2 separate regions of the Homo sapiens genome follow, and region 1 is linked to region 2. Evidence: read pairs that join two places in POLR2A ChIA-PET (ENCODE). Cell type or tissue: IMR-90. All regions are shown on one strand. Each heading gives the region's core, and the rest is flanking DNA. Links, peaks and the distances in the headings are about the cores only. Region 1 holds the start of LOC124906112 (a long non-coding RNA gene). Region 2 overlaps AOX1 (aldehyde oxidase 1).

Region 1 (16,000 bases), core at 6,591-9,090, 450 kb before region 2:
TTGTGTCCAGAGCACTGAGCTTAACAACATCTGAATGTACTCCAGCTAATGCTTTGGACATCTCAGCATACTTTCCCGTCCTTTGTCTTGTGCTGTAACAGGAAAATGTTCCATATTCTTTCAAAGAAAAAATACCCTCATGAAATCTGATTAACATTCATTCATTCATTCTCTACCACCACAACCAATGAGATTGGGTTTATGAAGGATACTTGCGACTCCAACGTTGCTAAAGACAACGGCAACTTCTCGGTTCTCACCTTGTTTAACCTCATCACTTGACATTGCTGGTCACTCCCTCCTCCTTGAAATACTGTCCTTAATAGCCTTCCAGGAAACCACACCTTCCCGGTCTTCCTCCTACCTTTTGGGCTATATAATGTTTCAGTCTCTGTTGCTTGCTCCTTTCATCTCCCCGACCTTTAAACATCAGAGTGCTTGAACCTCCTCTCTTTTCAATCATGTCCTTGGTGATCTCGACCAATCTCAAAGCTGAGTCTTATTGTATACATGTATGTCTCCAGCCTATACACCTTCTTGAGTGTCAAACTTGTGCATCCAACAGCCTGCTCTTAGATGTCTAATGGGCATCTCAAGCTTATTATGCCCAAAACTGAACTTGTGATTTTCTCTGAGTCTGTCCATTAGCAGTCCTCCATCTCGTAAGTGGCAAGTCTATTCTTTCAGCTGTTTAAGCCAATTTTACAATCATTCTCTTTCTCTCACTCATATCCAATCTATCACAATATCGCACTCTTAAAAATACATATCCTAACTACCTGTTGACTCTATTTCAAAATATTCCCAAATGTTTTACCATTCATATTGTTACCATCCTAGTCCAAGTTTCTCCCTTTGATTAGAAAAATATCCTCCTTCTTGGTCTCCATGCTCCCACCCTTGCCCCACTACAGTCCATTCTGAATGTAGCAGTTGAATTGATGCTCCATAAATCTGAGTCAGATCATCCCCCATCCCACTCAGAACTTTCCAATTTCACTCAGAGGAAAGGCCCAAATTCTTCCCATGGTCTACAAGCCCCTACACAATCTATATTTCTGCAACAGCCCCCTAACTGTTCCTGATTCATACCAGGTACACAAGGCCTTCCTTCCCATTAGGGCTTTTGCAGTTACATTTTCTCCTACCTTGAATAATCTTTCACTAGACATTGTGATGGCTCCCTTACTACCTTTAGGGTTTTGCTTAAATGTCGCCCTCTCAATATGGCCTTCTGTTCCAGTTACTTTTGTGCCATAACAAATGTCCTCAAAACTCAGTTGTTAAAAAAACAATCATTCTTATATGTTCAAGGATTCTGTGGGTTAGGAACTCAGCAAGGGCACAGTGAGAATAGCTGAGGGTGACATCACAGCTGGGAGTTGAAAACTGACTCACTCACAAGTCTAGCAATTGTGTCAGTGGATACCTCAACCAGAACACCTATATGTGGCCTCTCCATAGCTCTGTGGGCTTCCTGGCTGCATGGTGGCTGAGTTCCAAGAGTATGTCTCAAAGAGCAGCAGGCAGATGCTGTATCACCTTTTATGACCCAGCCTCAGAAGTGACACAGTATCTCTTTCACCAGAGCCATAAACGCACACAGATGGAAGGAGAGGAACAGAGAACCCCACTCCTCCCCCAACCCACCATCTAATGGGAGAAGTTTCAAAGTCACACTGTGAGGAAAGCATGTGGGATGGGTGATATCATGTTGCCATCTTTAGACATTACAATCTGGCACACCTTCCCTACTCATTTTATTTTAAGTTGCAACCACTCTCAGCCCTCAGCCTCTTCCACCTCAACACCGTCTACTCCCTTTCCTTTATTTTCCCCAGAGCATTTGTATTAGTCTCCTGTTGCTGCTGTAACAAATTATCACAAACTTAGTGGCTTCCAACAACACAAATTTATTTCCTTACAGTTCTGTAAGTTTGAAATCTGAAATCCGTTTCACTAGGCTAAAATCAAGGTGTAAACAGGGCTGCATCCCTTCTGGGCGCCATAGGGGAGAATTTGATTCCAGCCTTTCCCAGCTTCCATTGGCTTCCTGCATCCCTTGGCTGGTGGGCTTACATCACTCTTACTTCTGCTTCCATCATCACCTCTCCTTCTTATAAGGACCCTTTAGATTATGTTGGGCCCACCTGGATAATCCAGGTAAACTCTCCACCTCAAAATTCTTAACTTAGTTACATCCGTAAAGTCTCTTGTGGCAAATAAGGGAACATATTTATAGGTTCAGGGATTAGGAAGTGGACATCTTTGGGGCCCATTATTCAGCCTACCAGAGCAGTTAATCACCATTTGACACATTACATATTTTACATATTTGTTTATGTCCTGTTTAGTAGAACATAGTCTTCATCAGAGAAAAGAGTGCTCTCTTTGTTGTTGTTGTGTCCCATGAGCCTAGTAAAGTCCCTGGCATCTGTTAAAAACTCAATATATATTTGTTGAAGAATTATTTTGTCAAATAAGTGATCCATAAATATTATTGAGTGCCTACTATGTGCAGGATAATGTAGCCACACTGAAGTCTTGTTAAAACTGATTTTCCAGAGTGTTCTAAACACTCTGTACCCATAGAGAAAACCACATGTGTGATTCATCGAAATAAAAAGTCAAGGGTCTAGCCCATAACCACAATAAAAAAAAATCTTTTCCATTTCTTTTTGGACATTGTACAAAAAGTTATTGTCTCTGTCATAATAAGAGCGCAGTCTGAATCTCTGTCATCTTCCTATCCCAGTTACTCGTCCTAAATGAAAAGGGAAGACATGGGGATGGCAGAGGATTCGGACCCTGGGTCTTAATTACCTACACAGGGGTTGGGCACTGCTACTTATTTGATCTTAATTGAGCGGCCCTATGGCCCTGCTTGCGGTTTTGTTTCCATAACATTCCATGATATTTCTCCAGACAGTACACAAATAAAAATGGTTTGTGTTTCAACTGAATTTCCTGATTCTTTGTGAATCAAGCCAGATGTGTGGAAATGTCTGTGTGTGTGTGTGTGTGTGTGCGTTTAGACACTGATCCATATGCTTGCACGGATACGAATTCTGTGACCTTCTGTTCTTTCTTTTCCTTGATGATTCCTACACACAACCTCATAAGGCACATCTCATAATTAACTTGGATCTGTTTCAATCATGAATTTTTCAAAAGATCATAATCATCATGGTTTCCATGTCCATTCAGAAAACAATATAGCCGCATATGTCCATAAATGACCCGCATAGAATCTGCCCTTATCCATTTTGTTTTGGAACATGAGCCAAATTGGACTTATTTCTATTCACTTCAGATGTAATAACTTAGCCTGTTACTAAACATCACATAAAAAGCAGAATCTCAAAGCAAAAAACAGAAGCAAATACAGTTTTCTGTGTTAACTAGAGTTAGAGAATACAGGGAAAGGAAACAAAGAGTAGTTAAGAGCTTTTATTTCTCTTTAGGCTCAGTTTTCCCAGCTGTGAAGTGGGCACACTAAAATCTTTCTTGGCAACTTACTTGGCCTTTATACACTTGACTCCTTTATCCATAAAACTGATACGGTAATAATAATACCTACCCAGGAGAGGAGCTGAAAGATGAAATTAGTTTCAGATGCAAATTACTTATTTAAATGGCTGGCGCTTAGTAAACGTTCAATGTGTTGAATCCACTATTATTATTCACTCATAGAATTAGGTAAATTCTAGACATGTGACTTATATTAACTAATTGATAGCTATTTTTAAAAAACAATTTCTTAGAGCAGTTTTAGGTTCACAGCAGAATAGAGAGGAAAGTACAAAGATGTCCCATGTCCCCTCTTCCCCCACACATGCATAGGCTCCCTCATTATCCACATCCCCCACCAGAGTGGCACATTTGTTTCAATTGATAAGCCTACATTGACACATCATCACTGTATTGGGCCGTTCTTGCATGGCTATAAAGAAATATCTGAGATTGTGTCATTTATAAATAAAAGAGTTTTCATTGGCTCACAGTTCTGCAAGCTGTACAGGAAGATCTGAAAGCTTACAATCATAGCAGAAAGCAAAGCAGGAGCTTGCATATCACATGGTGAAAGCAGGAGCAAGACAGTGAGGGGGAGGAGCTACACACTTTCAAAGAAAGACCTCAGGAGAATTCACTTACTATGGTGAGGACAGTATGATGGGGGATGGTGCTGAGAGGTGACAGCGTGCTGGCTGTGGTCGCAGCCCTGGCTCGCTCTTGGCGCCTCCTCGGTCTCGGCGCCCACTCTGGCCGCGCTCGAAGAGTCCTTCAGCCCCCGGCTGCACTGTGGGAGCCCCTTTCTGGGCTGGCCAAGGCCGGAGGCGGCTCCCTCAGCTTCCCGGGACGTGTGGAGGGAGAGGCGCGGGCGGGAACCGGGGCTGCGCGCCGCGCTTGCGGGCCAGCGCCAGTTCCGGGTGGGCGTGGGCTCGGCGGGCCCGCACTCGGAGCAGCCGGCCGGCCGGCAAGCCCGGGCAGTGAGGGGCTTAGCACCTGGGCCAACTGCTGTGCTCGAATTCTCGCCGAGCCTTAGCTGCCTCCCGGCAGGGCAGGGCTCGGACCTGCAGCCCGCCATGCCTGAGACTCCCCCGCCAACCCGCTGTGGGCTCCTGCGCACGGCGAGCCTCCCCAAGAAGCGCCACCCCCTGCTCCAGGGCGCCCAGTCGCATCCACCGCCCAAGGGCTGAGGAGTGCCGGGCGCACGGCGCAGGGCTGGCAGGCAGCTCCACCTGTGACCCTGGTGCGGGATCCACTGGGTGAAGCCAGCTGGGCTCCTGAGTCTGGTGGGGACTTGGAGTGTCTTTATGTCTAGCTAAGGGATTGTAAACACACCAATCAGCACCCTGTGTCTAGCTCAGGGTTTGTGGATGCACCAATCGGCACTCTGTATCTAGCTAGTCTAGTGGGGACATGGAGAACTTTTGTGTCTAGCTCAGGGATTGTAAACGCACCAATCAGCACCCTGTCAAAATGGACCAATCAGCTCTCTGTAAAACAGACCAATCGGCTCTCTGTAAAATGGACCAATCAGCAGGATGTGGGTGGGGCCAGATAAGGGAATAAAAGCAGGCTGCCCCAGCCAGCAGTCCCAGTCCATACTGTGGAAGGTTTGTTCTTTTGGTTTTTGCAATAAATCTTGCAGCTGCTTACTCTTTGGGGCCACACTGTTTTATGAGCTGTAACACTCACCATGAAGGTTTACAGCTTCACTCCTGAAGCCAGTGTAGACGAGGAACCTGTTGGGAGGAAGGAACAACTCGAGACGTGCCACTTTAAGAGCTGTAACACTCACTGCAAAGGTCTGCAGCTTCACTCAAGAGCCAGCAAGACCACAAACCCACCAGAAGGAAGAAACTGTGAACACATCTGAACATCAGAAAAAACAAACTCCGGAGATGCCGCGTTTTAAGAACTGTAACACTCACCACAAGGGTCCACGGCTTCATTCTTGAAGTCAGTGAGACCAAGAACCCACCAATTACAGACACAGTGCTGAGCCATTCATGAGAAATCCACCCACATGATCCAGTCACGTCACACCAGGCCCCACCTCCAACAGTGGGGATTACATTTCAATAAGAGAGTTGGAGGGGACAGGTATCCAAACTATATCAATCACTCAAAGTCTATAGTTTGCATTAGGTTTGGCTCTTGGCCTTGTATGTTCTATGGGCCTGGATCGATATATACTGACATGTATCTATCCATTGCAGCATCATTCAGAGTAGTTTCTCTGGCCTAAATATTTTCTGTGCTCCTCCACACAGCTCCCCCACGCATAATTCTTGGTGACCACTTATCTTTTTATTGATCTATAGTTTTGCCTTTTCCGGAATGTCATATAGTTGGAATCATACAGTAGGTTGCCTTTTCAGATTGGCTTCTTTGACTTAGTAATCTGCATTTAAATTTCCTCCATATTTTTTCATAGTTTGATAGCTCATCTCTTTTTAGTGCTGAATAATATTTCATTGTCTGGGTGTACCACAGTTTATTTATCCAGTTACTTACTGAAGGGACATCTTGGTTGCTTCCATAGCTATTATTTTTAAAAGGAGAAAGGACTCCTCTAGCTGAAAAACTAAAGAACTTAGTGTGATTTCAGAGGCCTAAGAATGTTCTGTTTACCCTTAGGAGTTTCTCTTCTACCTTGAAGTAAAGCCTGCTGTTTCTCCAACAAAGCTTCACTTATCTGACTTAAAATGTTACAATGAAAATACTCCTAGGAGAAATATTACTTTAAGCATCGTTAGCTATTTACACTTCAGAATGAGTGAGTTTTATATCTTGTTCTGAGAAATTTCCCCAGAGGTAGAGGAAAACAACATGAGACAATTGGCATCAAGGAAAACAACTTCACCTACTCCACGATTATAAATAACTTATGTGAATATCAAATTCAATGACATACAGAATGGTTTCAGTGTATATCCCACAATTCCCTTCTAATGCCCCAATTGAGTGATTAGGTCTTACAAGTTTTACAAATATAGTCAAAAATCCTCTTAATTGACCCTCATTGGACATCAAAATTATTTTGGTAGTTTTAAATACTTGTCAAATGAGAGTTATTACTGTTTTTGGAGGGCATTTACTTTTTGTAGTTTTCATAGCTGGAACTAAAGTTCATGAAAAAAATACAGCTATTATTCCTTGCTCCTGTTTCTCCCCCTCCCCTGACCTTGCCAGGGCACCCAAGACGCACACATCCCTTCCACAAGGCACCTCAGCCAGGCTTGGGTCTGCCATGAAGGAAGCTTTCATGAAGGAAGCAGAAAGATCACACAAAAACTGCATGGTACAATGAGGAGATTATCTGTTGAGAGGAAGTGAAGCTTTCACTCAGCTGGTAATTAAAAACTGAGGCTCTTGACCCACCCTTCTGCAAATGAGCTAACCTTGGCAAGTGCTTCCATTCGTTTGGCCTCAGTTTCCCCATTGGTAAAATAGGAATTGGTTAAGATAATTTGTAAGACAAATCCTCTAGTTCTAAGTTTCTATGGTTACTCTTTGACAGTTTTGTACCTAACTAAATGCCAGGAGTCATTTGTTCCTAAGATTTTATAGCCAACTAGAATATAAACTCCTCTAGGCTAGGGCACAAGTACTCCCCAAGCTCCTGGGGCAACCCATCTTTCACTGCCTACACAAAGCAAAACCAGTGAAGTTGGTCTCCAATGATCCCAGCCTCTCCTTCTCTCCCCTAGGATTATCCAGGTAGACAACTGTGGAATCCTAAGCCTCACTTGGACAAGTTATCTACATTATCCAAGCATTAATTTCTTCTTTCATAAACTGAAGATTACAATATCCATCTTACTGGGCTTGCAGTGAGAATTAGTTTTTATAATGTGTACAACTTACTAGCACAGTGCCTGGCATATATTGGCAATTTTCTCTTCCTTTTGACTTTATTGCCTCGTGCTTTTAAAATTCTAATTCTTCCTTCACATTAAAGGAAAGGAAATGGCGTGGTGAGACTAAAACTCATTTGGATTGTGTGATGGTTCCCCAGGCTTCTGTGGGGTCCAGCTTTCATCTTTGACTGTGGAAGGCTTTGACTATTCTACAAAGAATCCCAAGCATGTGGGGTGCAGGTGGCAAGAAGAATTCTTTTGCTAAGCTGGAGCATCTCTCCTGATTTTGAGCTCGAACTTCCTCAAAGTCAGTGCCTAAGTCTACTTGAGTTTTTTCTAGGAAGCCAGTGAGTCAGAAAAGCCTGAGTGGGAAGAAATGGCAAATCTCCACCAGCTCCCTGCACCATATGCCAAAAAAGACAACTGTCTGGGCTCCCCTGGGAAGCGGTGGCAGCTGCTGGAGGTTCTTGCCTGGGAACTGGGAGTGTGGAGGATGAGGTGCTGGCATCGAGGGTTGTTTGCACTGATTTCCCCACCCCTTCCAGCTGGCTACAGAGGTCTGGGTGAGGAACAGGTGGAGAGAAGAGAGGGAAGAGCCAGGAGCAGCTGGATTCTTGCAAGGCTCCCACAGAAAAGGCTATTCCAAGATCTGAGTACTTGGGACCAATCCAGGGAACTCAGCCCGGGTCACTGGCAGGGACTCACACCCTGCTGCTGCCTGTGGCCCATGGCAGGCAGTCCAAACCCCTTTGCATGGTATCCTGAGCTCTTCCCAACATAGCTGCTGCCCATGTTGCTGCCCATGTTGCTGCCCATGGCTGCTGCCACTTCCCCCAGGTCAGCTTCTCATCATCTCCTGAGCAGCCTCCATGTGATCATGCTCCTCTCAATCTGAAAGGTCCTTCCATCCTACTCTGTATTGAAAACTCTGACACAGTCTCTAAGACCCATCTCAGGCTTGCCTTCTTTGCCTAGGCCTTGCCTCTCTGCCCTGAGCCTCTGCAGCATTCATACCTCCATGGCAATCTTCACTACCTCCTCATAGCCATCTGTTTGCATGGTTTGCTCCTCCACTAGGTGGAAGATACTTGAGAACAGGGACCTTGCTTGATTCACCCTGAACTGCAGCGCCCAGCCTGCACTTGGCATAGGATAGGTACTCAATGAACGTCTCTTAAATGGATGTTGAGCCCCAGTTGCAGAAGAATAGAAAAAGAGAACTTGGTCTTCCCACCGTGGGGCCATGAGCACAGCCAAATGAACCAAGATGCTCCCAGGACCAAGATCCTAATCAGTGCTGGCCCTGATCAGAGATTCTTGGAGGATTAACCAAAGATACAAACTAGAAACACAACTCAACTGTTTAAAAAGAATACTCACTTTAGGCACGTTCTTCCATATTCAAAATATTTTTTTTCTTAGCCATTGTAAAAATCCTTCTATTGTAATAGCAGAATTTCGTCCTCAGATGCCAAGAAACCTTACAGTGCAAGTCACCCCCTTCCTGCTTTTTTTAATAATCCTAGAGAAGCAGCTGGAAGGAGAAAAAAAATCACACACTCAGATGTACTCAGAACTCTGTCACAAAATGAACATCAGAACTGCTAGCCAAGGGGAATTTTTCTTTAAGAAGAACTCCAAGGCCAGGCAGGGTGGCTCATGCCTGTAATCCCAGCACTTTGCGGGGCCGAGGCGAGTGGATCATCTGAGGTCAGGAGCTCAAGACCAGCCTGACCAACACGGTGTAACCTGGCCTCTACTAAAAGAAAAAAAAATACAAAAATTAGCCAGGCATTGTGGCGGGCACCTGTAATCCCAGCTACTTGGGAAGCTGAGTCAGGAGAATCACTTGAACCCGGGAGGTGGATGTTGCAGTGAGCCGAGATCGCACCATTGCATTCCAGCCTGGGCAATAGAGCGAAATTCCGTCTCAAAAAAAAAAAATTTAAAAACTCCATAATATATTAAACATGCAATAGCATTTCCTAGATTCTCTATCCATTTTCCTTCACCCATGGAGGAATTCCAGATCTAATTATAGGCATTTATGGGAACGGCTTTCACTGATGCCTAATCACTGTGTAGTATGAGAACTGTTATGTACACCACTGCATGTGTGAGATTAACTTTATGTTTTACTGGATTATATGTTTTACTGGATTATCACATTAAACTTACAAAAGCACACTCAGACTTCAGCCAGTTTGTCCACTCTGCATGGCTGATCACTCCTAGAGGATAGTTATCTGCTCATACTTTAGAAAAACTGGTCAGAGCTTTGGTGAGAGTAATTTTTGATACCTCTTCTGCACCCTTTGCAACACCTGCCCCCATGCTTTGTGGCCATGTTGGAAGACTTCATAAACATCTGCAAAGATAGTCTACTTATTGAGAGAACGTGGAGCTCACCAGAATACATTAAGAGCCTGCAGAACGCTCAGTGGCCAAGAAGCTGTTGGAAGACTCCCCAGGACTTCTCATCTGGCAGGAAGACTGACACATTTATAAAGGAGCCTTTGAATAATTATTTAAGGGAAATGTGATTTTAATTGTTACCTTTGGACTTTCCAGATACTGCTAAAATAACACTTCTGCCATTAGCACCTTAGCCCTAGGGTAGAAGCAAATTTCACCTGGAACAAACTTCCTAATATGGAGAGGGAAGGGGAAGAGGGGGGTCATGGAAAGATCTGGGATGGGAGGCAGCCCCAGTTCTGTCATTAACTGGGGGTTTGGGACGTTTGCCCACTGGGCTCCTGGATGCACTTCATTTAAGCCTTAAGCTGCTGGTCTTCTGAATTCACGGAGAGCGACAAAAGGGACCATGGAGGTGAATGTCATGAGCTAAGTTCTGTTGGGAGGGTCAGAGGGGCCACCATTTAATTAGTGCCCAGGTGTAGCCCATTCCACAGCTACATGTGGGTCAGAGGTTTGCTGAGGGAGGGAGAGACGGGACAGGATCCTAAATACCATGGAGAAGATTCACCCAACTAACAGTCACCCTCCCCACGTTTGCCAAGCACAGCATAGTCTCCCTGCCTGCCTCAGTCCTTCTAGGCTTTCTGAGTCTTCTCTCAGAGATATCTCTTTTTTTTTTTTTGCAACCTAGTGCAGCTGATGGATTAGACATAGGATCGAACCCCCCTGACCCCACCCAGTTACATAGAGGACACATTCCTGAAACACACTGTGTTAACTACAAATGTAGGACCAGAGGAAGTCTGTGGGCTGAGGGCTGAAGGCAAGGCAGCCACTGAGGCATGAGCTCAGGTCTCCTTTCATGAGAACTTTGTGTGGTGAGTTCCTGGCCTCAGGGCAGCACCTCTTCCCAGGCGACTCCAGCCAGTGACTGAGAACAGCAGGGGTACTCGGGTCTGGCCATTTCTGCCCAACATGGTACTCCTCCAGCAGGACAGCCTGGCTCTGCATGGAGCTCCGGATGGGGCTGGCTGGACTTTCTCAGCATCACACTGCAGCAGAGGCTCTCCCTGCTCCACCCTCCCTGCTTCCTCATCCCCTTTCACAGGCATCAGACCTACTACATGACCTAAAGCCCTTCCCTGCCTGCTTCTATTTTCCCTCCCCTTTCACAGTCATTTCCCTCCTCCCAAATCACTCACACTTCTGATTATTTTGGTGTCTGCCTCCCAGAGGACCTGAGCTGACACCAGCTATAGGCTCAAGATAGGAGAAATGTATTTTAACTTTAAGAGGTTATTTTGACTCAAAATACAGCTCCATAATGTTTTACCCATAATTTAAAACTCAAAAATCTCGAAAACACCAAAACTTGATCTGACCGTATATGAGGCTATTCAAATCTGCAATTATTCTACTTCATAAATTATAAATAACATATTTATATTAAATACATTTATTACAGAAATATGAATGTGCTTGGTTATGGGATGCTGCTTCTAACTGATGGGCATGTCATATGCAGTATATGTATTAGATGAACTCTCTAATATCTAAAAACATCTGAATTATGAAAAATATCTAAGAGTTTTGAAGAAGGAGTTGTAGACCAGTACTATACACAAATTGAAGTCTATGAAGCAGCTTATCTCCAAAGGAGAGCCCGTTGAACCACGCCTCCCAGTGATGGCAGCGGCTGCTCCAGACAGCCTGCCACTGCCATCATGCTAGCTGCAGCCAGGAAGCACAGCTGGGACTGCACGCTCAGTGGAGCTGGTGGGAGCTGGGACAAGCAAGAACCCTGCCCCTTCCCCCTTCCAAGATGGGGTAGGAGCTCCCTGGGTGCTGCTGCAGCTGCCCAAACTGCAGCTGTAGACCCAGACCTCCTGCTCTATGGAGCAGGCGGGATCCCCCTACTCCAGGGTAGGGCTGCAGCTTCCCAAACCACCACTGTGGATCCAAGCCTCCCTGTGCTCTTGGGGAGCTCCCCACGTGCCACTGCAGCTGCCCAAACAGGGGTTGTACACTCAGGCTCCCACTCCACTGAGCAGGAAAGAGCCCCTCCCAAAATGTAGCTGCAGACTCAGGCATCCCTGCACTCTTGGGGGCCCAGGGAAGGCCCTCTTGCCCTTGCAGGCTCGGAAGTGCCTGTTCTTCCTCCTCCTTCTCTGCTGTTGACACTCATTCCAATCTGGGAGAAGTCAGGGCCAAGCCTGAGTTCCATGAACGGCAGCAGGAGGCAGACAGTTTCTTGGGACCGGTAAGGTCCCACCTTCAGGCCCAAAAGGGCCTGAAGGCTGGGGGCTGGGCTGCCAGTCCCACAGACCAGAGTGGGGACTTGCGGTGCCTTTTCCAGCTCCCATGGCTGCCCATGGACCAATGGGCACAAATTTCCTCCCCTCTGAGGTCCATAAAAGCCCCCAGCTCAGCCAGAGCAAGCAGAGGATGGAGAGGACAGAGAGACAATGGGAAAACCAGCTGCAGAGAGGAACTACCCTCTCTGCTAAGAGCTTCAGAGACCTGCAGAGATGTCGGTACTACCAGCTGCAGAGAGGAACAACCCTCTCCAGGGCTTCCTCTCTGGTGAGAGCTTGATACTTGATGGGACAACCTGCCTACAGAGAGGAGCCACCCACTGCAGGTCTCCTCTGAGCTGTCGTACACTTAATAAAGCTCCTCTTCATCTTCTTCACCCTTTACTAGTCTGCGTACCTCATTCTTCCTGGATGCAGGACAAGAACTTGGGCAAAGGCACCACTAGCCACAGAGGTTTCCAGCCAGAAAATCGACACCCCAAAGATGCCATAACACAAGTCCTCATGCCCTTGTGTGGTCTTCTCACCTTGAGTCTGGGTGCTTTACCTGTAGAATATGGCAGAAATGATGCTGTGCCAGTTCTGAACATATGCTTTAAGAAAGTTTAGCTTCTACTTTTATACTTTTAGATGATCTTATCCACCAAGAAATCTGGACAGACCACTACCAGTGTTGAATTACAGAGGCACCAAGGCTGAGTGTTAAAAAGAGTGGGAGAAAAAAATTAAAAACATTTCTAAGGCCTTTCTCTTAAGCCAGGTACTAAGAGCATAAGATTAGAACAAGTACACTCAAGATTTAAGGACAAATGGATGATGAGGTCCTTGGGAAGGAAGTCTTTTCCTGTAGCCATGTGCAGTTAGCCAGTAGCTACACAATGTAAGAAACTATTCATTCCAGTATGAACATGGTGATGTGACATGTTAGCATTTTTTCATTTAATAGTCAAGTGTGTATATTAATTATGCCTAGAGCAAAATGTGTAATGCAAGCTGTGGGATACATGCTATATAACCCAAGTGACAAGAATACCAGATAAGACAAGATCTGAAGGAATAATTGTTGCCTGTCTGAAAGTTTACTGCAACCATTTGTTTACAAGTCAACCTTTTTACAGTTGGAAGTTTGGACAGTGAACAGAGAGAAAATGACTAGATAGCATGACAGCAGCACATTTCTCTAACAAGTTGTCATGGTTCTTGTATCAAAGTACAATTGAACATGATGAATCCTAAGATGTATTTCAAGATGTAATCACCTATCTTCAAATTGCCATTTGAATTTTTTCACTTCTTAATTTGCATATGCAAATAAAGGACTTGCAAATGACTTGGTTACAAATATTATTTAAATTATATACAAGATTTTAAGTTCCCCGAAAGCAGGAATTATATTTTTTTAGCCATTGCATCCTCTTTAGCATCTGCTTACAATGTCCTGGTAGAATCTCAAAACATATTCAATTAATATAAATAAATTTAAATAAGCTTTTAAGTATAATAGATGCCAAATTATTTTCCTTATTTTTCTGCATTGTTTAAAAGAAAATGAGATGTGATAATACACATGGGTTTTTGCTACATGTAATTTCTAAATAATAGATATTATCCTTCCTCTATGGTGCTTCTTGAGAGTGAGTTTGACACAACCAAAGAGGCAGGTTGATGGATTTGGGTTGCTAGAGAACTGTTTCGGGTGTTGTGGGAGAGCTTGGAGGTTCCCAACACTGTATCCAATATTTCAGCCCTGCTCTGCTTGGCACTGCCCACTTCCTCTGCCTGTCTCTTGCTTTCCTAAATATGGCGAGAATTTTACTGTTGAGTAGATGTCTGGTTTCTCTTTTAGAAAGGACAATGTGGCCGAGTGGGGTGACTCACACCTGTAATCCCAGCACTTTGGGAGGCTGAGGCGGGTGGATCATGAGGTCAGGAGATCAAGACCATCCTGGCCAACATGGTAAAACTCCGTCTCCACTAAAAATACAAAAATTAGATGGGTATGGTGGCGCATACCTGTAATCCCAGCTACTCGGGAGGCTGAGGCACGAGAATCACTTGAACCCAGAAGGCAGAGGTTGCAGTGAGATGAGATCGTGCCACTGCACTCCAGCCTGGCGACAGAGCGAGACTCCATCTCAAAAAAGAAAAAAAGGACAATGCACCTCATAAAAGGTGATCAAAATATTGCTTCAAATGAAACAGTTTTAGATGAAAAAGGAAAGAACCACTAACTTTTCTTCTTTGTCCTCATAACTGTCAGATAGACAATTACAGACTCTAACATTTTACCATTAGAAACAATGCTCCATTCTGCCAGTAGTGTAGGGTTTACCGTCTGATGTCACAAAAGAGAGTAATTATACTCTGCCACCTTGTTTTTCTTTAAGATAAACTGATACTAGAGCTCTGCAGCTCAACCCTGGAAAACTCTGAAATGAACAGCACAGAAAGGGATCGCCGGGGATCAGAAGTGGGGCTAAGATGGTTTACTAAAAGTTAAGTATTCTTCCTTTTAATTTCCTCCAGGATTTATGAAGGCAAAGCCACCATAAAGTTTTATTTCCCCAGGGCATTCTCTGAAAACACCAGGCACCAGGGCTAAAGGAATTGCCTCTAGGATTCGTTTGTTGCAGCTTCAACTTGAACTCTCTTCCTCAGCCATAGGTTCACTGCCAGTGCCTCGCTCTCATGTCACAATGACCCAAAGTTGGAAATTGATAGCCTGAACCTCACTGAGCCAACACAAACAGTTTCCTAAGAAGACTCGTGTATTTATTAACTGAAGAAAAATGAATACCTTTTTTTTAACCATGTGTCTCGGAAGCCCATGAACGCTTTCTATAAGACACAGACAATAGGTGAAACTCCAAGAAGCAAGTAGGAGACAAGGAGATAGGATCTACTCAGAACAGCTGAAATGAGACTGAGAACAATACAGTGCTTTGATTGATATGGTGATTTAAAAATTAAAAGAGGGGAGTCTATCTGTGAGCTGAATGCCAGTTACTAGAGATTGATGGATGGCATGAATCTTCTTCTCTTTGTGGCACTTCAGATAAAATGTGTTTTCTTTCAGAGAGGATCTTTATAAGACAATTGCTCAACTAGGAGGGTGTGAGTGTATGTGCACGTGCATGCTCACTCACACACACATGCACACTGCAGCATTTCAGAGCAGGGCTCTATACCTAGAATGCGAGGCTGCTCCATGCTCTGCAAACTGCCTGTACATAGTTTATGCATAGGTAATGTACTTTAAAACATCCCTCCTGGATGAGCCTTCATTTTCAATTGTGTCTCTGCACCATGTGGTAGCCAGCATGATTAAAGAAAAAGTGATTGTGTGAACCTCCAAATCCATCTGTCATGTCATTGGCATTGAAGAGTCTCACTGAAAAATTAGCCTCCTCCTTCCCCCAACTTGTGTTTTCCCATCCTCGAGACAATACGGGAAGCTCTTAGCCGGGAGAGAAGGGAACAAAGGGGCAAGGAATTCAATAAAAAAGAGATCCTAGGCAAAATGAAATATTGTTTCTCTGTATTGCTCTTTTTCTTTCCAGTCCACAGAGCATTAACCAGTTGTCTGCTGCACCGTGAGGCAGGAACATTTCTAGTATTTGTCTGCAAATGACTGAAGCATTTGAAACATCAGAGATGTCCAGTGTGATAGTCTGGAATGCAAGAGTCTAAACTGGACACAAAAATGACAGGCAAAATGTGAAAAAATACTTGTAATTCCTATGTCTTTGGAATTTTCCTAGTATACTTGCTTAATTAAATGCACATATAGGCTCAAACACATATTGAATTTTTTTCATATTCTCTGTGCACATATGAGGACTTCCTAAAATTGTATACAGAATTTTATTTATCTATGCATGTGTGCATTTTTCTCGG
Region 2 (16,000 bases), core at 3,505-6,004:
CAGGTTCCAGCGATTCTGTAGCCTCAGCCTCCCGAGTAGCTGGGATTACAGGCATGTGCCACCGTACCTGGCTATTTTGTTTTGTTTTGTTTTTTTTTAGTAGAGACGGGGTTTTACTATGTTGGCCAGGCTGGTCTCGAACTCCTGACCTCAAGTGATCTGCCCACCTTAGCCTCCCAAAGTGCTGGGATTATAGGCATGAGCCACTGTGCCCAGCCCAATAGTGCTTTTTCATATGCAAAAGTATTCTGGTTTGAGTCTAAATTATATAGCTACCTTCTTATGGGAAATGTGCATAATAATAATTCCTACTTTCTCTATAGAAATGTAAAAGTATATTTTGGTTATTTATTAAACAGAATATAGGCCCAAAGCAGCATCCTGAAGACCCAATTGGCCACCCCATCATGCATCTGTCTGGTGTGAAGCATGCCACGGGGGAGGCCATCTACTGTGATGACATGCCTCTGGTGGACCAGGAACTTTTCTTGACTTTTGTGACTAGTTCAAGAGCTCATGCTAAGATTGTGTAAGTGGTAAAATTCTTACTCAATGGGCATAAATGATTGTCTTTTCATCTAAGTCACACTAGTGAAAAGTAATGGTGTGAAGAAATAGGCTATTTGTTGGTGATATCCAATGCAGACCAGAGGTGAAACAGGATCGAAATGTAGGATTTACTACAACTTCGTTGTCCCAAGAATTTTTTCCCAATTGTCTGGCAGAGACTGTTGGACAGTTCTTACCTCTCTCATATCTTATTATCCAATTAACCATGTTCTTGGCCTCTATGGCCACTCTAAGGAGCTCTGCTGTGTATATCATCTAGGTCTATTGATCTGTCAGAAGCTCTCAGCATGCCCGGTGTGGTGGACATCATGACAGCAGAACATCTTAGTGACGTCAACTCCTTCTGCTTTTTTACTGAAGCTGAGAAATTTCTGGCGACAGATAAGGTACTGCATTTTTGCTTTCTATTTGAAAAATAACTTTCTCAGTTAACGGTGCTTCATATTTTCTTAAAGATACCATCTACTTTGGCACACCATGAAAGACTCCAGTATTCTTAGAATGCTTATTATAAAAGTATATTCTAATATTGAATGAATTCAAATATATTCATTTTCTGTACAAGTAAAGACATTAACTAGTTATATAAAAGATTATTTGGTGTTTTACATTTTCTAATAGTGAGATGGCATACTGCTAATGGTATAAATGAGTAAATGAAGATGGAATAATGGTAAATTTTATATGGAAATCCCTTCCCTGAGAAGCCCTTATTATTGTCCCAGTCTCAGTGTGGTCAAAGTTCAACTACAAGTTCAAGTGGTATCTGCACCATGAAGCCTTTTTTCTCATTCTTCAATCCAGAAGTTCATTCATTCTCTCTCTCTCTCTCTCTCAATTTATTCTGATTTATTTATATTTCCATGTGTTAAATGCGCTTTTTATTTTTTATTTTATTTTATTTTATTTTGAAATGGAGTTTCTGTTTGTCACCCAGGCTGGAGTGCAGTGGCATGATCTTGGCTCACTGCAACATCCACCTCCTGGGTTCAAGCGATTCTCCTGCCTCAGCTTCCTGAGTAGCTGGGATTACAGGCACAAATCACCATGCTCGGCTAATTTTTGTGTTTTTAGTAGACAGCATTTTTGCCATGTTGGCCAGGCTGGTCTCGAACTCCTTACCTCAGGTGATCTGCCCGCCTGGGCCTCCCAAAGTGCTGGGATTGCAGGCATGAGCCACCACGCCCGGCTTAAATGGGATTTTTAAAAGTGAGCATCTATGATGTCTGGTCACCATAGCTGAACAAGATATGTATGATCTCTACTCTCATGGAGCTTAAAGTCTAGAGGAGAAAACAAAGTGACCTTTATGTACTTTCTACCTTGTGTTAAGCTTGTTTATTTTGATGTCTTATATATTTCTTCCACCTAGTATAAATTCCTTGAGTGAGGACCCATGTCTGATTCATCTGTGTATTCCACACACTGCTTCTCACATTGCAGGGTGAATGAGTAGAGGTATAGTGATAACATTGTTGCCTTGTGAAAATTACAAATGATTAAAACTTTGGCTACAGCAAGAACAGCAGTCAACAGGTTTTCTGCATAATTCGGACTGCTCAGTTCAGTGTTTACCCAAAAGGGCTTCATAATTTGAAACAGTCCCTTCCTCTGGCTCTCCTTGGAAGATACTCCCTTGAAGATATTATCTGTAGAAATGAAAGCTTGATGACTGAGAGTTTGAACTCAAGGTTGAAACTCCCCCAAAGCAGGGCTGTGTAGCACTGGCAGAGACGGTGAGAATTTAAGCCCTTTGCATAAATGTTTACTAAACAAGTGAAACTGATCTTGGCTGCATGATAGTACCTGCTCTTTGAGGTGTGCTTATGAAGATCATAAGCATCTCAGGGGCCACATCTATGTGCCAGGTCACAGGAGCAAAATCAGGAGTCTTTGGAGTGCCATTGTGAATGATTGCCTTTGTTGGTTTAATGCTTTTTAAAACATTCATTTATGGCACTTAATGGCTTTTAAAAGTCTTTTCATTGTAGAAATTGTAAGCATACACAAAAATGGGAAAGTATTATACAATGAACCCCATAGATCCATCACCCAGCTTCAACAGTTATCAACACGTTACCATTCTTGTTTCATTTTTCTCTCCTTCACTGCCCCTACCCCAAACAAACACACTTTTTTTGTGTTCATGCTAGATTTTATGTTTTTAATGCCTTTTTTTCGATGATAAAACTACTTTATGTTCATTGTGGAAAAGACATAATAGTTCAAAGTCAATTTTTAAAATGAGTGATTACATTGAAATTGTGAATCACAGCATAAAGTAGGAGAGAGAACTCAGCAATGATGGTGACTTCTTCCAGTCCAGACTGTTTTTACCTTTCTCAAGTCTTAAGGTTTCTTTTCCCCATCTAAATTTCTGCTGTGGTCCCTGTGTGAACTCCTGAGCCTAGCTGCCCCACCTGCAGGCGAATAATCCTAGCTGTCAACCCCCCCAGGAAGGGGATGCTGTCTGCTTGGTCACGTCTTGGCTAGGACATCTTTTCATGAAAAGACAGTTTGTGAGGAGAGATGTGCTCACCATCAGGGTTCTGTTATCACAGGGGACTCCCCTTCCCAGGTCATCCCCTTTTTCTCTCTGGTTGAGATGATCTGTGACTTCCTGGTCCTCCCTGTCCGTGCAGGCAGAGGCTGCCTCTCTCAGAACAGCTCTGATTGTCGTGTGACAGCCAAACATCAAGCCATGGGACAGGCTGGCCCTCACACAGCCTCATAGGCTTGGCCTGGAGCCTGAGCCTGCTGTCCTCAAGACAGCATCACTCCTGCTCCTCTGATACAGCACAAGGATCTAAACTTCCCCCAGTGCCTCGGATCAGGAGGCCAGCTGTGGTTATAGTCATGGACAGATGTGGAGGGGTCACACCTGTGTGTATCTAGCCCTAGCCCTACTGTAATCGAGTACTAGGAGGGAGGAAGAAAATGAATAAAAGAGAGGACCTGATGCCTGCCCTCCTTGACAACAAAGGTCTTTCTGTGTCGTAGGTGTTCTGTGTGGGTCAGCTTGTCTGTGCTGTGCTTGCCGATTCTGAGGTTCAGGCAAAGCGAGCTGCTAAGCGAGTGAAGATTGTCTATCAAGACTTGGAGCCGCTGATACTAACAATTGAGGTAATGAGTTCTGTGGAATGGTGGTGCCAGTTGGGAGCCAGAACAAATATCAGTTAAAATGCTTTTGGCTACTGTAACAGGAAAATGTGGCTCAAAGTGGCCTCCAAAGCACACGGACTTTATTAACCTCTAACCAGTCTCAGTATTAACAATTTCCCCAAGGACATGGCTTCTTTTTGCCACTCTTCTCTGCTGCCCACAATACAAGCTCAATTCCTGTGGTCACACAGATGGCCGCCAGGACAACCTGGACTTCCTTGTTCATGTTCAAGGAGTAAGAGGAACCCTATTGCCCCAGCATTCTAAGCACAAATCCTGAGATCCAGCCTAATTAAGCCACTTAGGTCACATATCCATCTCCAAATTAATGACTGGCAGAGGAATGGAGGAGCTGTTGGTTACTTCTAGGGGTAGGAGTTGGGGTCAGGTTTCTCTGAAGTAAGTGGGCTATGTAGGGGAGTGTAGGAAACTGAAACAAATCTGAGCCCTGTTTGGAAAGGGAAAGGGGAGGGGATGCTAGATGGGAAACAGTGATGTCCAGGAAAGTGGATCCACTCTATGACTTTTTACCCACCTTCACCCAGGCACATGGTGAGGACCAACAGGATGTTCCATGAAGTGAGTGTCAGAGACACGATTTTTAGATTTTTCAAGAGATAAGTCGTATGATGCCTACAGGTATTTTGGCAACTTAAACTGGAGAATTGCATTTTCTATCCTGATTTTTAGAAAGGAGTTGAAAATTTATAAAGGCTATAAGACTCATCTCCATGAAATGATAGGATGTTCTCTTGTGTGCATTCCATTGGTTCTTATAATTTCCTGGATGATGAAAGAATGAACACTGGGGAGGCAGTGTAAATAGATGAGACTCAGTCCATACAGGCCGCATGTGCTCTGGGACACAATATTAGCTTCACAGCATAATGAACATGTTGTTCTCTGGGTGACCGGCATGGCCTGAGGCAGAATTGAGGAAACAACCTGGGCACGATCAGTGTCTCCAGGAGAACTGGGTGTTGGGGGTGCTTCTTGCCATGCTGCTTGATGCTTAGGAACATGGAGTTTGTCTCTGGGAATTTTTCTTACATTTTAAAATAAAAATAAAATCATGTCAAATAGACAAAAACGTAGAAGTCTAATTGGAGTCGAAGTGTGATTAGGCCTCCCAAATTTTCCTGGCCAGTTTCAAATTCAAACACTCTGTTCCCTTCTCAGGCCCTTTTCATTTACATGTTGCATGCTGCTCTTGCTTCATATATTCTGTCCCCTGAAGTTTGCTGGAGAGTTAGAATTACTTATTAGAAATTATTTACGTAACACTTCATCAATATTTTGTTTATAAATCTTTGCCCAATATCAGGGGCTAAATATCTACTCTCCACTCCCCCTACCTTCCAGCCAAATAAAAGCCCCAATAAGCAAATATAATAGATGCCACTCCCCCCACCCTCACCACTTCAACCAGCAGACTCGTGATTGTCTGCCAGAGAATCCCAGCATCAGATACAAGCTCTGGCTTTGTGGAAAAGAGTTGCCTCACATTGTGTTCAGAGATTAAGCTCTCAAAGTCTAAAGATCATCAACTGGATCAGAGCAAATTTAATCAAAGTTTAGAGCAGGGAAATATGCCCCTCTCCCTATACATTACAGTTCTTTTATCACTTTCCTGACTAAGAAAAATTCAGAAAATTGGCTCAAAGTTATTCAAAGAGCAAGCAGCCAGTGAAGTTGAAAAAGATGAAACTTTTAAAAATAGGATTTATAAAACCTAGCTTTTTTTTCAACCTGGAATCTCTTTAATCTTAGATTAATAAGAAAAGCACATGAACAGATTCCAATAGGAAGTGTGTTATCAATCAAAATAGAACAAAAACAAATATATCTCTGTCACTATCACAAAGATTTAATCTGGCACATGCTTTTCGAGTTTTTAGTAGATTGAATGGGGCAACGATCAAAACTCTTGAATCAAGGGGTAAGGCTGATGACCATAATGGAAAAAAATGTGTTCCCTACCGGAATCTGTCCTGAATAATAATCATCAACAACAACATGAGCATAGCTAGGACCTATACAGAGCTCACTGTGTGGTCAACATGGTTCTAGGTCAGTTTCACACATTAACTTACTAAATGCTCACCACAATCCTATGAGGCAAAAACTATTTTTATCCCCATTCTGATGGGGAAACTAAAAGGCAGGGTTACCCAAGGTTACATAGCTAGTCAGTAACAAAAACAATCAACAAACACTCTGTCAAAGAACCTGGGCCCCACCGGTGCTATAAACAAACCAACCCAGTTTTTGAATGGGGGAAATGGCAGAATCACAATAGCCCATCCCTCTAAGGGGTGTTGTCTAGACACCTACTGGTGGCCAGAAGGAAACAGAGATAAGAGAATCCCCAACTACCAACAGAATGGAATTTCATGGATGGACAATAACCCACAGTAGATAATGCCAGCAGGAGCTGGCACACCACATTTGCCAGTGGACACATGGATTACTGCAAGATAAATTCTCAGGGATAGCTAAAAACCAACCTATGTTATTGTAACTACATCTCTGGTTTTGTGCACCACTGTACCCTTTTACTGGGCACCCAGGGAGAGCCAATAGGAGCTAGTGTATAAATGGATTTGTACACCCAGCTCCCAGACAGGGCTTGTCTGAAATCTTACTTCCAGAGCTGGAGGTCCCAGGTGCTCTACTGCCCTGTGCAAATGAAATGCTCATCCCCACAAAGAAGGAATATGGGGCTGGCAGGCAGAGCCACCATGATCCCAATCACTAGAGTCTTTTCAACTAGCAATTATTGAGTGTTTACTATATGCAATATAAGCTCTTCACGTCTTATTTCATTTTATCTTCACCAACCACGATCCTATTGGAGCTATATGCACACCTGTTACTTCCATTTTACAGACAATGATAAGAGAGGTGAAGTGATAGGCCCACAGTCAAAGCTGGTAAGTGGGAAAAATGTGTGCACAATGCTGACTGGGTCTAGAGCCCAGGCTCTGAAGCCCTGTGCTGTATGGCCTTGGCTACATGAAATGGATTGTGGTGTGCAGACAATAACCTGCCTGGAAAATACTAGTTTCATTCTGGGATCACTTAGATGCCAGTTTTTTTCTGTGCATATTATTTCTTCAGACTCAGTAGGCACATTTACATTTCCTCACTGGGGAGTCTCTCTGCAGTTGGATTCTTAGCTTGGCTCACCAGGGTCATGGTGAAAGTGCACGGAACCACAAGGTGAAGGGAGAAACAACCCCTGCTCAGAGGATGTGCAGTGGGGTGTGTCTGCTGCCCTAGGGCAGGGTCTCTTGCCCAAGCTGCCTCATTCCTCTGTTCTCTTTCTAGGAAAGTATACAACACAACTCCTCCTTCAAGCCAGAAAGGAAACTGGAATATGGAAATGTTGACGAAGCATTTAAAGTGGTTGATCAAATTCTTGAAGGTAAAAAGTAATGGAAGAGTAAACAACCCTGGAAGTCTTCTAAGCATGTCAGTTTAAGGCTTCCTTTGTCTTCTGGAAATCATCGGGCAGCCTAGGGGGGTGTTGCTCCTCAGGAACAGGCAGAACAGGCACCTCATTCACAAATGTGTTTCCCTCCGTCTCTGGGGTAGGCCAAGAGCCAATGGGGAGGCAAAAGAGGAGGCAAGACCCTGCCCCTCTTCCCTGACCCCCCTTCCCTCATCAAGGCTCCAGTTGTTAGAGATGTCATTTTCTTTCCTGTTCACAACCACCCTGCAAGAGGGTATTATTATCTCAATCTTATAGGCTGGAAAATGGAGGCTCAGCGTAATTATGGAGTGTGACCAAGGTCACACAACAACTACTAAATAACAGAGTTGGCCATTGAATTGATAGGCTTTATTAGGATTTCCAAAGCCCATGTTTCTTCTTCATCCTTTCTCTCTCTGATTCTCCCTCTCTTCCTTTCTTCCTTCTCTGCTTTTTCTTCCCTTCCTCTTCCCTTCCCTTTCTCCTTTCTCTTTCTTCCAGACTTCTTTGCTGTATGTATGTATGTAATTAAAATTAAATTTGCCTCTTAGAAAATAGTTAATTATAGCTTTCCAGTACAATTCCTTAACTTTTGGCTTTGAGATATTTTAAAACTTACATAAAAGTTGCAGAAACATTAAAGAAACTCCCAAATATTTTTCACTCAGATTCCCCAATTATACACACACACATACACACACACACACTTCTGAGCCATTTGAGAGTAAATTGTAAACATGATGTATGTCTCTTTACCCCTAAATAGTCAGCATTTGTTTCCTAAAAACAGGATGTTGTCTAACATAAACATAGTTATCAAAATCAGAATATTAACACATATTCTATTAATCTACACAGTTTATTCAAATTTCGCTAGTTGTCTCAATAATGTCCTTTATAGCAGAAAAAGAGGTTCATCATAAGTCTTAAATAACCCATGCTTTCCCCGCCACACTCTGCTGTCATTGCTGCTGTGAAAGCTGTCCTAATGCCTGCCTCACAAGATCTCTGATTTACAGACATGCTATTGGGTGGGTATGGGCAGTCTGTGCCACATCTCAGAGCAGAGAAATCATCCGGCATTATCTGTCTTTAAGTGAATTTCCAGGGCATTGGCCTCTAGTGCATGTTAAAAACTCCCATCTTCTGGGCTGGGCATGGTGACTCATGCCTATAATCCCAGCACTTTGGGAGGCCGAGGTGAGTGGATCACTTGAGGCCAGGAATTCAAGACCAGCCTGGCCAAAATGGCAAAAACCCCTCTCTACTAAAAATACAAAAATTCCAGGCGTGGTGGTGGGAGCCTGTAATCCCAGCTACTGAGGAGGCTGAGGCACAAGAATCGCTTGAACCCTGGAGGCAGAGGTTGCAGTGAGCCGAGATTGCACCACTGCACTCCAGCCTGGGTGACAGAAGGAGACTCCATCTCAAACAAACAAACAAACAAACAAACAAAAAACACAACTCCCATCTTCTTAATTTTTCTCACCAACCTTGATCACAAGAATAGGAAGAGTCCTAAGACACATCCCATCCTGAGTGCACAGCCAGAGCTGTGTAATATGTCACCAGTCAGCCCAGCTTCTTAAGTTCCAAGCCCATCATGTCTCAACTCTATAGGTGCATTAAACTTGAAGCGTGTCAGGGGCTGACTGGAAATGTCACCTGAAAGCTGTAGGAAAGACACCTGGAACTGTCACCTACCAGTTTTCCTTGGCATTGTGTCTTATTAGCTGTGTAACCTGGCAGGGCACTTCTCAGGGCTCAGTCTCCCTGTTTTAATATTACATGGATAAAGTAAAAACAATTTCAAATGTGAATTATAAAGATTATAAGAGATAATCATGTGTTCTTGGCATATAGTAACAAATCAATAACTGTGAGCAATGATTATTAGATTTAGATGTTTTTGTTGTTTTCCTGAAAATGTTGTCTATTAGTGAGATACGTTGGCAGGTGTTCATTTATCAAACCCAGTGTTTCCAAGATTTTCTCCTTATAGGAATCACTGAGGATATTTATGAGACCTAGAGATCCCTGTGCCCTTTTTTAGAATTGTAGAGGATCCAAAACAGCCCAGGAACTGGTCTTAACAAGTTTTCCAGGTAATTCTTAGGGCTAGTAAAATGTGGAAAATACTGGAAAAGTGAGTTTGATTTATGGGAATGAAGAGAAAAAGAGGGTACATTTCTATCATAGAGCGTTCCCGGCATGAGCATGTTGGAAATATCAATATTTAGGGGGGTTCCTTGTTTCATGTTTGTTTCCTGACATAATGAGTATTTGTGCAAGAATTCCATTGTTGTATTTTTCCTTGACATCTTCTTTAATTATCTAATTCAATTAGGTGATTGATTTAGTCTGCCTCTTACTTGAATTTTTGTTATTGCTGCATACCCCATTGATAAGTATAAAAATGATACGGGAATATTAAAAAGGACATTTATACTACTTTTCAGTATAAACGCCAGCTGCAGTAGCTCACGTCTATAATCCCAGCACTTTGGGAGGCCAAGGCAGGACATTTGAGGCCAGGAGTTTGACACCAACCTGGTCAACGTAGCAAGATACCTTCTATTAAAAAAGAAAAAGGAAGCCGGGCATGGTGGCTCATGCCTGTAATCCCAGCACTTTGTGAGGCTGAAGCAGGCAGATTGCTTGAGGCCAGGAGTTTGAGACCAGCCCGGTCAATGTAGCAAGACTCCTTCTATTTAAAAAAAAAAAAAAAAAAAAAAAAAAAGGAAGCTGGGCACGGTGGCTCTTGCCTGTAATCCCAGAATTTTGTGAGGCTGAAGCAGGCAGATAGCTTCAGGCCAGGAGTTTGAGTCCAGCCTGGGCAATATGGCAAAACCCTGTCTCCAATAAAAATACAAAAATTAGCCAGGTGTGGTGACAAACACCTGTAATCCCAGCTACTCGGAAGGCTGAGGCACCAGAATGGCTTGAACCCGGTAGGCGGAGATTGCAGTGAGACAAGATCAGGCCACTGTACTCCAGCCTGAGCAACAGTGAGACTGTCAAAAAAAAAAGATGGATGGATGGAAGGAAGGGAGGAAGGAAGGAAGGAAGGAAGGAAGGAAGGAAGGAAGGAAGGAAGGAAGGAGGGGAAGAAAAGAAAAGGAAAGACAAGGGAAGGGAAAGACAAGGGAAGGCAAAAGAAAACCAATTTTCATCCTCTTGACTCACAAGTTTGAGTCTAGCTTTTCCCTTTGTCTGCTATCGTCTTTTGGATTATGAGTTTCTCCTAATATCTCATGATATTTCAATGCGAGGTAATTGCAATTAATTATCATAGCAACACTTTATCTGTCTTCTAAGAAAATAAGTGTCCCACACTGGGGCCTGTAGGAGTGGGGGTAAGGGGAGGGAGAGCATCAGGAAGAATAGCTAATGCATGCTAGGTTTAATACCTAAGTGATGGGTTCATCTGTGCAGTAAACCACCATGGCACACGTTTACCTATGAAGCAAACCTGCACATCCTGCACATGTACCCCAGAACTTAAAAGTTGAAGGAAAAAAAGAAAGAAGATAGGTGTTCCAAGAAAAAAAATATTTAAAAGATAAAATATGTGGAGCATTACATCAGGTCTTAGAATGCGTTCTTGGAGGGAGAACTATTATTGTTTGCACTTATCTGCTGCGAAGATATATTTCAACTCTATCTAATCCCGGTGTCACAGCACCAGAGGATGCTAAAGATTACCATTTTCAAATGAGCCAGCTGAGGCTAGAGAGGCTACCTGATTGACCAGGATGAAATCTAAGAGTTTTCCCAACTCCAAAGTTAGTATTCTTTCCTCTACATTATCCTGCTTCTCATTTATCTCATTAAAATTCTGTTAGCTGGGATGTGCTTTATACTGGAGAGCACAGAGAACAATCTGTATAAAAGGATTTGCAAGAGACCCAGGGAGCCCTGAAACTGAGATGATTTTCCCCACAACCTATCCTGCTGGGCATGGTACAGATAGACACATTCACATCTTAGCAGATTTGGGACTTTAAGGGCCTCTTATTAAAATGTAAATATGCCTGGAGGAATCACTCCTAAACCCATACTGGGATAACATTTTATCTCAGGGATTAGTTGATCAAATTGGTTTCCAACCTAGAGAGTTGACAGCAATACCCTAAGGTGAAGAGGGGGCACTACGGGTGGGGGCTGTCAGGGTAGGCAGTGCAATATAACAGGTTTCTAAAACTTTCCCTTCTTTACAGATTTAAACAGGAACAGCTCTGTCTAATTTTTTTAGCTCTGAATATTTTAAATAAAGTGACTACTTAACAAAATAAATTCTGAGTGGATAGGCAGAATCAATAATACTGCAAGCTTGAATGTAAGCCTAGTGACAATGACATGGGTCTTTAGACTATTTGATAAGAGCTTAAATTGAAGTTAAGATCTGAGCTTGTGAAATTTTAATGTTTATATATTATAAGTGAAGCAGAATCTATTCATTTTTCTGTGCTCTTTTTTTAAACTCAGATTTTCGATAAGATAGGAAGTCCAGATTGCAATTTAAAACATCTCATTTTTTATGCAAATTGAGGGAATCCTCAATTTGCAAATCACTATTGCTGAGTAAATTTTTAATTTTTAAAAGTTCTGCCTTCCATTAACATGATCGTCAGTAATAATTGTATTCTGTTTGTTCCCTCTGCTTTTTATTCTTTTCCCCACCTTCCTGTGGGTTGCCTGAATATTTGCTTAGAATTTCATTTTGATTAATCTATAGTATTTTTTAGTATACCTCCTTGTACAGATTTTTTTTAGTGGTAGCTCTAGATAGTTTACACACATACATATACACATACATATATAAAATAAAATTTATATACATATAAAATATTTACATATATAAAATATCACAGTCTGGTTTCAACATTTTACAAGTTCAAGTCAAGTGTAGAAGCTTTACCTCCCTTTACATCCCTCTCCCTTTTTATAATATAATTGATAATTCTATTTATTTATTCTACATACATTGATAATCACATGAAGCAATGTTATAATTTTGCTTCAAACACAATTTAGGAAACCCAAGAGGAGAAAGAAAGTCTATTGTATATACTGGTATTTTTATTATTTCTGTTGTTCTTTCTTCCTTCCTGATATTTTAAGATTTCTTCATTTAAAAAAAAAATCATTTTCTGTCTGTTTTAAAAACTTCCCTCAGCCATTATTTCAGGGTAAATCCGTTTAAAACAAACTCTTAGTTTTCCTTCATCTGAAAATGTCCTCATTTCCCTTTCATTGTTGAAAGATATTTTTGCTGGCTATAGAACTCTGAGTTGACAGGTATTTTCACACTAGAAAAATTTTACCACTTCTTCTGGCCTCCATGGTTCCTGAAGAGAAATCTACTGTCTTTAAAAGTGCTTTTTTTTTTCTTTCTTTCTTTCTTTTTTTTTTTTCAGATGGAATCTCACTCTGTCGCCCAGGCTGGAGTGCAGTGGTGTGATATCAGCTCACTGCAACCTCTGACTCCCAGGTTCAAGCTACTCTCCTGTCTCAGCCTCCTGAGTAGCTGGGATTACAGGCATCCACCACCATGCCTAGCTAATTTTTGTATTTTTAGTAGAGACAGGGTTTCACCACGAAAGTACTTTTCTCCTATAGATGAAGTAGTGTTTCTTTCTCATAGCTTTCAACATGGTGCTTTTGTCCTTAGTTTTCTGAAGTTTGACTATGAGGTATCTTGGAGTGTATTTCTTTGAATTTATTCTATTTGGGATCACTCAGCTTCTTGAATCTGTAGATTAGTGTCGTTTGTGAATTTGGGGACATTTTTAGCCATTATTTTTCAAATAATGGCTTGACTTCAATGGCACAAATATTAGATCTTTTGTTATAGCCAATGGGTTCCTGAGGTGCTGTTCATTTTTTTTCCAGTCTATTTTTTTCTGCTTTTCAGATTGGCCAATTTCTATTGTTCTATATTCTTGTACATTAATCATTTCCTCTGTTCTCCCTATTCTGTTGCTGAGCCCATCCCTTGAACTTTTTAAATTTTTGCTGTATTTCTTAATTCTAAAATTTCTATTTCTTTTTTCTTTTTATACTTTCTATTTCTTTGCTGAGGTTTCTATTTTTTCATTTGTTTCAAGTGTTTGTGTAATTGCTTATTAAAGCATTTTTATTACAGCTGCTTTAAAATCCTTGTCAGATAATTCTAACATCTGTGTCATCTCAGTGTTGGCATCTGTTGATTGTCTTTTCTCATTGAAGTTGGGATTTTCTTGGTTCCTGGTATGAATGATATTTGATTGTATCCTAGACATTTTAGATATTATGTAATGAGACTTTAGATCTTATTTGAATCTTCTATTTTATTAGAATATTCTGTTTCACTAGAGTACTTTAACCTTTTACTGATGGAGAAGAAGGGGGTGATGCCTTGTTACTGCTAGGTAGGGGTTGTAAGTCCAGGTTCCCCATGTGGCATCCACTGACAGCACCCCAATAGAGAGGCTGGGACACCTCATTGCAGCCTGATGAGGGTGGAACTATAGATTTCCTACTCAACCTTCACAGTAGGGGTGGGGCTGCAGTTTTTTTCATGGTGTTTGCCTGGAGTAGAGTGCTTATTGTCTTAATTTTTTTGTCTTTCTAGTCTTCCACTTTTCTGGTCCTTTGGCTAGGGAGAGTGGGCTTTTCTTGAGGATTTTTTTTTTTTTTTTTTTTTTTTTGTCTTTGCCTGTTGGAGTTTTTAGATTGCTGGCTTCTCCGGAACTAAGTCTGGGATATCTGAGGCAAACAACAACAACAACAAAAAAACCCACTGAACTCACTGCTGTGTCTTTTCTTAGGTCCTGAAGTCCCTAGCTGGTCTGCCTTCTCTCCACCTTTCAGAGTCTTCTTATGTTTGTTTTATAAATAATGCTCAGGGTTGTTATCTGTACTTAACAGGAGGGACAGGGAGCAGTACATCTACTCCTGCTGGTCCTAGAGCTGGAAGCCTCCGCATTCTCACATTCCTACGCCTCTGCTAACAGCGCTGGCTCCTTATGACCTACTGAATCAAGACCCCTCTGCTTTTGGCTCTAGAAAGTCATACACCTTTCTCTAGGACTCTGTGACCTAGATATTGGCAGACACAAAAGATTCTCCTATAGAACTTTACTTCAAATCTGCAAGTAGACTGAAAGCTAAACATTGTTGTTTGTTATACTTCACTGTGCCCAGCAGAAGTACTATTAGTGGAATTTCTGCATAACGGGATAATACCTGGGGGACGCTACCTGTTGCTTCTGACTGCTTCCTTGACTTTTATGTATTTTCCTGTAACAGGTGAAATACATATGGGAGGTCAAGAACATTTTTATATGGAAACCCAAAGCATGCTTGTCGTTCCCAAGGGAGAGGATCAAGAAATGGATGTCTACGTGTCCACACAGTTTCCCAAATATATACAGGTAACATGGGGCCATTGTGGAGAGGACATGGCTAAATGATTTCTGGCCAGTGAAATATATCAAGAGCAATTAGAGGTAAAAGTATATTTGGGAATTTGAGGTGGGGGGATTGCTTGAACCCAGGAGCTCAAGGCTTCAGTGATCTATGATCACACCACTGCACTCCAGCCTGGGAGATAGAGTGAGACCCTGTCTCTAACACAAAACAAACAAAACAAAACCAATAATGTTATTTCTTCAGGGACTGAAGAAATATTGAGTATTAATAGCCATATTGATTTCAGTATTAATAGCCATATAAGTTCAGTGCTTTTAAAAGAGTGTTATTAAAGTGGGAGCCTTTTGTTTGTGGATTGTAGCTTTAAAACCAGTTATGGAATCAGCAGATCTCTTGCTCAGCTCTTGGCACCACTGTTAGGAACACAAGAGAAGAAAGAGGAAGACCTGCTCTCCAAAGCCTATGGTGCCTAACTCACAGGAAACAGTTAAGAAACAATATTGAAAATTATGCAACCAGGTGCTAAATCAGCAAAGGCAAAATTTATGTGGGTGGAGAAATTAGGAAAGAGTTTGCTGAGGGCTAGAATCATCCAGGAAGTCCCACAAAGAAGTCTTAAGTTTGGATTCAGAATGAGAGTGAGGTTTGTCTAGATGGTAAGACAAGAGAGGTCACTTCCAGGCAATTCCACAGCAAGATCAAATGACACCCATTCATTTATTTTCTCACCTCTTCTGCAAACATTTGTTGCCTGTGTCCTGTACCCTACGCAGCATGCATGGAAGGAAGGAGGAATAGCACAATGACCGCCCCAGCTGGAATGAAGGGGTGCCTTTAGGAAAGCTAGGTTTAAGCATCAGGGTGAGAGTAAGGGAAATGAGGCAGGGGGTCTTGATTCTGGTCATAAGGAGCCAGTGCTCTTAGCAGAGGAGTAGGAATGTGAGACTATGGAGAATGAGGCCTCGTAAAAGGCAGGATCCTAAAGAGGGTCAGACGAACTCCATTCCAGGCCTGCTTTTCTCTTCACTCTCCGTGGGATGTTGGGTCCATAACCTCATCCGTCTCAGGCTTCCCATCTGTAAGAATCAATTGTTAAGACTAAATGACCCCTAATCATTAGGATGGCAGAAAAGAGTGAGATCTGCATCTAGGAAAGACCAACTGGTCATCTTTAGCAGCAATCCAAGCAAGAAGTGAGAAGTGCTTTTTTTTTTTTTTTTTTTTTTTTTTTTTGAGACAGAGTCTCGCTTGGTCACCCAGGCTGGAGTGCAGTGGTGCCGTCTCAGCTCACTGCAACCTCTGCCTTTCAGGTTCAAGCGATTCTCCGGCCTCAGCCTCCTGAGCAGCTGGGATTATAGGCACGCACCACCATGCCCA

Evidence for each region. ChIA-PET counts read pairs that join two places held together with the same protein. Peaks named below come from ENCODE experiments on the same cell type or tissue, not always from the same donor. Only the 100,000 strongest peaks of a DNase experiment are listed, where the experiment ranks them.
Region 1: POLR2A ChIA-PET joins it to region 2 with 9 read pairs; 1 of 35 experiments calls an interaction of 5 or more read pairs at or near these places.

Annotation. Positions count from the first base shown.
Region 1 is chr2:200,170,415-200,186,414 of GRCh38, forward strand. It overlaps LOC124906112 (a long non-coding RNA gene), which reads right to left and starts at 4,383. Exons shown (of 3, transcript XR_007088012.1): 1 at 4,156-4,383. In IMR-90, for the core only: no CTCF peak of the experiment used is centred there; a DNase peak (open chromatin) is centred at 7,757.
Region 2 is chr2:200,620,291-200,636,290 of GRCh38, forward strand. AOX1 (aldehyde oxidase 1) reads left to right here. Exons shown (of 35, transcript NM_001159.4): 17 at 360-529; 18 at 830-956; 19 at 3,571-3,693; 20 at 7,063-7,159; 21 at 14,501-14,625. Among named protein-coding and RNA genes, the nearest start is that of AOX1, 42 kb to the left of the region's middle. In IMR-90, for the core only: no CTCF peak of the experiment used is centred there; a DNase peak (open chromatin) is centred at 4,541; H3K27ac peaks cover 1,108 bases.